2 separate regions of the Homo sapiens genome follow, and region 1 is linked to region 2. The links are chromatin contacts, found by Hi-C in ENCODE. All regions are on one chromosome and are shown on one strand. Each heading gives the region's core, a stretch centred on a gene start or an enhancer-like site at or near the end of the contact. The rest is flanking DNA. Distances are from core to core; before and after follow the strand shown.

The links. Hi-C counts contacts between places; a loop is a spot of excess contacts on that map. Pooled maps may share reads with other maps.
Region 1: a loop to region 2 is called in a map of gastrocnemius medialis, with 2.5 times the contacts of the local background. The contact joins two enhancer-like sites. A Hi-C loop is called at or near these places in 2 of 168 maps with a recorded cell type or tissue (gastrocnemius medialis and psoas muscle) and 1 of 50 pooled maps.

The regions. Positions count from the first base shown.
Region 1 is chr1:56,254,142-56,258,370 of GRCh38, forward strand. All of the region lies in intron 1 of LOC124904186 (a long non-coding RNA gene), which reads right to left. Among named protein-coding and RNA genes, the nearest start is that of LINC01767, 160 kb to the right of the region's middle. Within about 2 kb of position 1,815, at least 17 of the 41 ENCODE cell types and tissues checked have a DNase peak (open chromatin) inside an H3K27ac peak, as active enhancers do; they include gastrocnemius medialis and psoas muscle, where a contact is called at or near this core.
Region 2 is chr1:55,693,497-55,697,598 of GRCh38, forward strand. No RefSeq gene overlaps it. Among named protein-coding and RNA genes, the nearest start is that of LINC01753, 250 kb to the right of the region's middle. Within about 2 kb of position 2,840, at least 8 of the 41 ENCODE cell types and tissues checked have a DNase peak (open chromatin) inside an H3K27ac peak, as active enhancers do; they include gastrocnemius medialis and psoas muscle, where a contact is called at or near this core.

The sequences.
Region 1 (4,229 bases), core at 565-3,064, 560 kb after region 2:
ACAGTTTCCTTTTGCTAGTCATGTGAAACTGCTGCCTGGAATTTTCTATTCTCCTGCGACCACCCTGTATTATTCCTGTCTCATTTTCCCCACTGCAGAGATTTCCATCCCTTTATTCTTAAGGGTCAATGAGGGAGAATGTTAGTCTTCTGTATCTACTTCCTGCTGATTAGGGGTGATGGCCCTGCCTAGTGAGGGCATGGAAATCTCTGTCTGCCTGGTTTATGTGTTCCCAGCAGGGGTCATCAAAAGAGTCTGAATCCAAGGCAGCAGTTAATTGGAATCCTTGCATGACCATCATTTTGACATGGAACTGTTGCGACCTAGAAGACACAAACTACAAGGAAGCTAAACAAACAAGGACCAAAGATTAGTAGGAATAAGATAGCTATTAAAGGTCCCAGGAAGTTAGGAACCATGTTACACTTGGTAGGTACCCTTTGATGGAGTCCCAAATGGCTTGAGTAGTTGGGGTTATTGAAATTATGTAGCCAGATAGCCTGTTGGTAAATCTTTTGAACTTGCAGTTCAGCTAACCCTGATTGTTAATATAAGAACAGCAGGTATGGTTTATTACGTGCAAACCCCTCCTAGCAGTTCATGCTCTGGCTCTGCTAGGGCCTCATACAATGGCTTAGTAATAAGCCCAAATCCTGGGATCCAAATCCTGCAAAATCCTGCCATACCCAGGAACGTTCTGAGCTGCCTCTTTATTTATGGATGTTTCACCTTTAAGATAGCCTCCTTTCTGAATGGGTAGCTTTTAAAGTCCCATTCGAACTTTAAGAATTTCTAAATCTATGAGTGTAAGGAATTTCTCTTTTAACACGTATATTCCTGAGCATATTTTGCTCAGGCAAATATTTTAGTAAAGGGAAAAGAGGGAAAAAGTTGGGAGTGAGTGCCCACATCTCTCTCTTGTCTTCACCTCATCTTTGCCTACACCCCAGTCCCACTCAGAAACTGTGTTTGTTTCTCAAACATGTTATGCTCCCTCACCTCCAGGGTTTTACACATATTATTTCTTGTCCCTGAATTACTCTTCCTGGATTATTCTTCAACTAGCTAATTTCCTTTCATTCTTTAGATCTTAGCTAAGTGATAAACTTCTCTGACAAGTCTTCCCTGCCACCTGTCACCTCCATCTTCACGACCCCCACCAAGTCTGGATGGAGGGCCTTTCACACAGCATCTCATAACTCTCTGGGCTTCCCTCACTACAGCCCTCATCACACTATATTTTACTTGTCACTTTACAGGCCAATGTTTCCAACTAGACTGTCAGGGCCATATCTATCTGTTTCAAGGCTCAATAATTCTTTGTTGAATGAACAACAAGGTGAATTCAATCTAAAGGGTTATGGAAATACCTTTTAAAAGTACTAAAAATTCACAGGTGCAGACCTCTTCTTTAAACTGTGGCAGCCCCAAGGATGTCACATGTATTTCCCACTTTGCTTTGCCCCCATCCTCATTGATGGACATATGCTCCATATTGGCCTTGGTGCCTGCAGCTTGTGATTCATGCTGAAAGCACATCTGAAACCCTCATCTTTATAGCTCTTTTCTGAGAAAATTACCCAATCTGGCAATCTGTCTGGCCCCAAGGATACTTGACAGATCAAATTGAACCAGGCCAGATGGAAGCGGGAAATGAACTCCACCATCAAATTGTCCAATGCCTGAAAAATGTTGGCTTTGAAACAATGCAGGTCTTCTCATGCATTTCCTAGAATCAGAGGAAGGTGTTCTCTGCTGCGTCAAGGCAGTGAGGCCTCTGTGTTCCTGACTGAGGCCCCCAAGTGAGCTCCGTGTCCACAGCAGAGCTCCCTGCCAGGTGGAGTGTCACAGCTGTGGAATCAGAGAAGTTGTGCAAGAGGAGAAGGAAGTTTTCCAACTCAGCAAAAGAACAAGTCTTGGAGACCAAGCTCAGGGAGAGTGGGAATCGAAAACAAGGCCAAGAATTATGAAATAATGTACACGTGGCAAAAACTAAGGCTCTTTAGTAACTGCAAGATCTAGAGGGAAGTGAATGAGCAGAAAGTTGGGAGGAAGAATGAGAGTGGTCAGGAACACACAAGGAATTGCAGTGCTTTCTTACAACCTGGCATTTGTTGCGAAGTTTTCTACAGAGTTAAATTGTATGTTAATGTATTCACCAATCATTTATGCAGCTTTTGTGCTTAGCATAACTCTCTGGATCTGCACTGCTACCCTAGGTTCTATTATTATTCCCATTTTAGAAATGAGAAAATTAAACTTCAAAGAGGCCCTCAAGTGGTCAGGTCAGGCTTTATGCCCAGGACCTGTGTTATCCAAAGCCCCTGTTCTGGATTTGAGCCTGCCCTGAATTATCTTATAAGCTGAGCAATCCTGAGCAGTCTCTTTCCTCACATGCAAAATGAGAGTGTTATAACCAATGAGATAATTGATATTAAATGATTTCAACTATAAAGCACTATGCAAATTTGAGTTGCATGTATTTGTTTATTTGCTTGCTTGCTTGTTTATACACTATTTTATTTCACAATGAGGCCTGAGTGAGACCACACACGGTAAAATAACACTGTATGATAATTTGAATATTCATGCAAATAGAAGTACAGAGCAGATACGATTTTCTGCCTCACAAATCTTCATGCAGAGTCTATGCACACAAACAAACATAATGACTCCAACATGCAATGCAGAATAAAACATGCTGCATGGCCTCAAGAATCTCAGATTCTACAAGAGAAAACAGAGCAATAAACAGGCCTTTTTAATAGTACATTCAGCGCTGTTGAAAAGAAAAACACAGCAACTTGCAACTTTGGGGACTGTGACAGGACATCTAACCCAAGAAAGCACCCCTGGGATTTCTGAGCTGTTTCCTGAAAAATGGACTGGGTTACAAGGCTAAGCCTGGACGTGAAAGAGGAGCAGCGTATTCACACCCAGGGCAAGAGGGTGTGCTGGCTGGCAGGGCTGTGGAACTGAAAATAATTGGCCTGACTGAAACTTAAGTTATAGAGGCAGGTAGGATATATATGATAAAGTTACCTGACCTGAAATAATCCCTGGCTCTGCTCACAGATGTCCCCATTCCAGAACACACTGAAACATAGTGGGGTCTTCCAGAGCCTGATGCCTCACTCAGATCTAGTCACTTTTCTAGTTGCTCCTATGTGTACATCAACCTTAGCAACCTCTTACCTACACCACATCTCATTTCTCTTATAAGCAAAGACAAGATACCTAAGGTTTAATTAGGCTATGCCCATTTCTCTTGTTTCTTGGGAAGCTTAATGCCTAATGGTTCAGGTGTTAGGTTCTGGAGTCAAACTATCCCATCATCAAAGTCTGACCTTGGCAATTACTTGCTGCATAACACTGGGCAAATCACTTATTGTTTCATGCCTCAGTTTCCTCATCTGTAAAAATGGGACAATAATATCACCTACCACTTAAGGTTTGTGTGAAAATTAAATGGAAAAATGCATGTAAGGGACTTAGAACAATGCCTCACACATAGCAATTACTCAATAAGTGTTATTACTTCACAAATTAACTTCTATAATACCGGACACTTTATTTCTTATTTCAATTATATCCTATGACTGGGTTCATTAGCATAAAGAGTGAGAATGAGAGAAAATATACATAAGAATCATTGATTAACGTGGGGAAAGAACACAGAGCCCAAAAGCCCAGACCATAAAGTCTCACTTGCTGCGATGGTACAGTTTCAAGTGTGACTTCCAGTTTCCTGGCAGCCAAAGCACAAAGGAGAGCCAATCCATAATTATTTCCCCAGGATAATTCTAAAAGAATTTCTTCCATGGGCTTCACACAGGAGGCACTGTGTGATATAGTCAACAATATTCACAATGGTGTCCCAATGAGGGACAGAGGCCATGAAGACACAACGCAGCTTGATTCTGCACAGTTCACTGATCTTCGGATGGCTCCGTTTGATTCCAAAAGGGAACCTCAAGCATCCAGAGGGGCGAATGGACTGTTTACCTTCCAAGATCCTTTGGAAAGACCACATCCCTCAGCCAGTACTGTGAGGTAAGGATAGGTGGAGAGAAATGAAAACCCTGCTCCCCAGTGTGAGCCTGGAGTGGATGAGGTCTTGAGTGATGGTTAAGGGTTTTAAAGTAAATATTTTTACCAATGTTGCTCCAGCAGTAGTGTATGACCAAAATGAAATGGGGAAAGCAGTTAGGAAAGGGTTGTACTTACCT
Region 2 (4,102 bases), core at 1,590-4,089:
TGGTGGCTGGATTGCAAGAATGAGTGTCTCCAGAGAGAGAGAAGCAGGTGGAATCATACTTCCTTTTATGACCTAGCCTCGGATGTCATTAAATGTCACTTCCATTGCATTTTATTCATCAAGGCAGTCACAAAGCCCTGCCCAGAAATAGACTCTGCCTCTTGATATGGGGTGGCCAGTTTCTGGAAGAACTTGTAGAATTGAAAATGTTGCTGTAGTCAATTTGGAAAATACAATTTGCCACAGCTGCTGAGTAGGCCTTATGGAGGGTCCCAGGATGGGTTATACCCAAGAAGAAAAGTCTAAGATAGTTCACAAGGAAGAGAACTGTTGAATAGAGCAGACAAACCAAGAAATGCAGAAAGAAAATACCATTTGGCCAGAGAGAGTCAGGGTTTTGCAGGTTGGGTTGTCCAAAGGAGATACTTAGAGTTTGGGGTGCATGGTGTTTATTAAGGATCAACACATGGAAAAGGAAGTTGGAAAAAGAAATACTAGATAGAGGGAGAAGTTAAGCCATCCTAGGGGCCTGACAAAGCCTCACCCAACCCAGCAGGTGATCTGGGGTGAAGTTTGCCCATCAGAGTTGCTCATTGTAAGGTTGAAAGGACTGTGCCTTTATCCCCTACCTTGCTTAATCATGGAATGTGGGCTACCGGCAAGGGCATGGATGAGGCTGGTCTCTGTAGCTCTGTATCTCTATGTCTAACACTGGGGGAGGACTTCCCAGTTTCTGTGTGTTCTGGTTGTCTGTCCTGTAAGTGGATTCCATAAAATTCCCTTCCCTATTTTCAATACAGCACTCTCCATTCAGCTGAATGTATTTCCATATCTTGCAACTCAATATGTCAGCCTGAGGCTCTTGGTCTGTTGCTCTACCTGTAGAGTGGGAGGTTGGATGGACCTTCCTGTTTTGCAATCTGATGATTCTTATCCCCTTGGCTGATGCCTTTTACATAGCCAGCTCTGCAGAAAATGAAATACAGCTCACTTGTTGCCAAGTGCTTCTTATCAGATACAGACCCAGACAGACACAGTCTGGCTTGGCTGTCCACGTGATTTATTCCTCCAGTTTAGAAGAAAGCGCCAGGTGATATCTGAGCTGTGGCAGCAGCCAGCTGGCTCCCAACACATTCCAGGTATAAAAATAGTTTACAAGGAGCACCAAGCTCCAATAACTCTTACTTCAGACTCTAGGAACACTAAGACAGCCTGGAAAGTTTTGGCAAACTCAGTTCCTGCCTTGAATCCTCTGGGTTCTCATTTTGTGAGGCAGAACAGTGCCAATGGAGGCAGACTGCTGAGTGCACTTAGGATGTGGGTACTGGGAAGTTCCAGGGGTCAGACCTGATCACAGCATTCTTCCAAGGAGCAGAGGTGCACAGATTTGGGCAACACACAGTATTGGAGTTGCACGGACCTGGATTTAAGTTCTTCATGCATCTTGTACTAATGACCTAACCTTAGTCTCTCTATGTTTCACCCTCTTAAAAGTATATCTAAAACCTAGTTCATGGGCTTATTCTGAACAGTGACAAAATGATATGTTATAAAGCATCTAATATAATGCCAGGCATATTCTTGAATGAATATTGTTAGTGTCAAAGAGAAACATAAACTTCCAATTGTTGAGGATGTTTCAGGCACCATGACAAGTGCTAGGAAAATAAATATATCAAAATATGCTTCTGACCTCAAGGAATTTCAGTAACATGGATACGAAATTATTGTTCTGATAGAAACTCTGTCACATTCCAGCTAGGTGACCTTGGATGAATCATTCCACTTTTGTGGGTCTCCGTTTTCTCTAAAATAGAGAAAATTGTACCTAATTCATAGCATTGCAGTGATGACTAAATGAGATGGCGCAGGACAAGATGCCTGGTACAGGGCTGCCATTTATGAAGTGTGTCTCATTACATCACGAGCTCTGATCTGGCCTATTTGCCTTCATGTTTCCAAGGGCCACTCCCCAGAGGAGACTCCTAAACACCCTGAAACCTTAGAGAGCTTTGCCCAGCCTCCTTGGCCATTTGACCCTGCTTCATACTTTATAGGCCATGTTAAGGAAAAAGATTGAAATTACAGTGGACCTGGAGCCAGGAAACCCCATGTTGAAGCCCTTGATTTGCCACTTTGAGGCTTAGAAAAATTAGAGTGCTACATAGTTATCGTTTCTGCATTTATCAGGGGAAGAGATTTGGAGTCAGGCAGCTTACTGTACTGGCTCCGCTCTTACTATGTGACATCTGATGGATGAGTCTCTCTTCGAAGCCTCGGCTTCCTCATTTGTGCAATCTCTCTAGGCTACCCCTGCTTCATGGGAGTATTGTTGTATTCAGTGTTAGCATGTTTTCAATATAATTAGTACAGTACCTGGCACAGAGTACATGGTTAATACATTTTCTTTATTATTATCGAATATTTTTATAATTCAAGACAAACTTAGAGGTATACAATAAAAATAGAGCTATAAGATGAAGAAATTAGTACTCAGAGAGGTAACTAATTTATTGTGATGTTTCATATATATCATTTCAATGCAGGACACCTAAGAAGCACTCAATATATATTTGTTCTATCCTTCTCCAGATATATGTCATTTTTAGTCCATGTATCACTTTTGAGATGCTTTGCTTTTTTAACATTTTTAGTCTGAATTTTTTTTTCCCTAAGGAGCTGAAATCCTCTCCCTGTGGATAAAAGTTATTTTTTCTGACTGGGAAGCTTCAGGCAAGATATTCATTGGCGAAAGTTACAAAGGAAGCAAGATGTGTGCTTGTTATGATCGTGAATCAGGCCTGGGGATCCAGGGCCCAGATTACTTGGCATCATGTCACACTCCAGGCCACTCATAGCTTTGTTATTGCTTTTGGTGATTCTTGTAGAGGGAATGAGTGAGTCCCTTGCACTGACACGCACATGTGCAAGCTCCTAATCACTCACATCCTCTCCTAATGACAGCTGATCATCGTGGAAAGCTGGAGGGCTCCAGGGAGAGGGGCTCCAGTGGAGTGCCTCTCTCGGCCCCAAAACAGACTATATGGACGCGGTGACTCACGGCTCAAAATGTAGTGAGAGATAACGCCAGGGTCTGCTTGGCTACTGCAGATGATCTTGGAAACTATGAAGCCTGAAGATAGATCACATTTCTGGGCTTTCAAAAGAACTCTGAAACCCTCTAAATTTAGATTGGGCTCTCTCCTGGGATCGGTCATCTTAGAGAGATGTCATTTCATTAGGAAAACCTGAATTGAAATCATCATAGCTCATCATGCTGTGAATTCATATGCCCCTGGCCCATGGAGCTCAGCCAGCAAGGCCTCCAGTTCACTTGCAGAGTTATTTTCCAGACCAAGCTCTAATCATCCTCAAACTGCTTAAAAGGTGCTAATAATTTTCAAGTGCCTCTCATGTCCTCTGTAGGCTTTCTGTTCAGTCTCTTGGTTAACCCTCTCTACACCATCACTAGGTAGACACTATTGTTCCCACTTTGCAATGAGTTTAAAAAGACTCTCATTGTTTAAGTGACTTGCCCAAGACCTCACAGGGGCAGAACCAGGAAGTGAACCTTGGTTGGTCTGACTCTAGAATCTCCTCCTTTTCACTCTATCGCATGGGACAGAGTTGTGGTCCTGCCTCCTTCCCAAGATTTCTGCACCCCATGTGTCATTGTTAGATCCTCTGCTAACTTTAGATTCCAGTAAGATAGCCCTGTTCCTGACACACTGTAGATACACAAACAAAATTTAACTGAAATGAAAATGTGATGAAGTGCGTGACATTGGGCAGGACCCAGGTTTTTCTATTCATAAAGTGAGGAGGTTGATGAGATGGTTGATGAGAGTTGTATGCTTTAGGGCAGTGGTTCTCAATACAGACTACACATTTGAATTTCTTGGGGAGCTTTTCAAAAACACCAATACCCACATATTTTTCTAGAAGTTTTGGTTTAATCAATTTGGAGAGGGTCCTAGATGTAGTATTTTATAAAAATGTACCAGTGATTCTAACAGGCCGGCAGGATTGAGAAGTACTGATTTAGAGTTCCCCAACCCTTCTATTCTTGCACCTTGTTGGTAAAAGTGATTGACTCATTGCT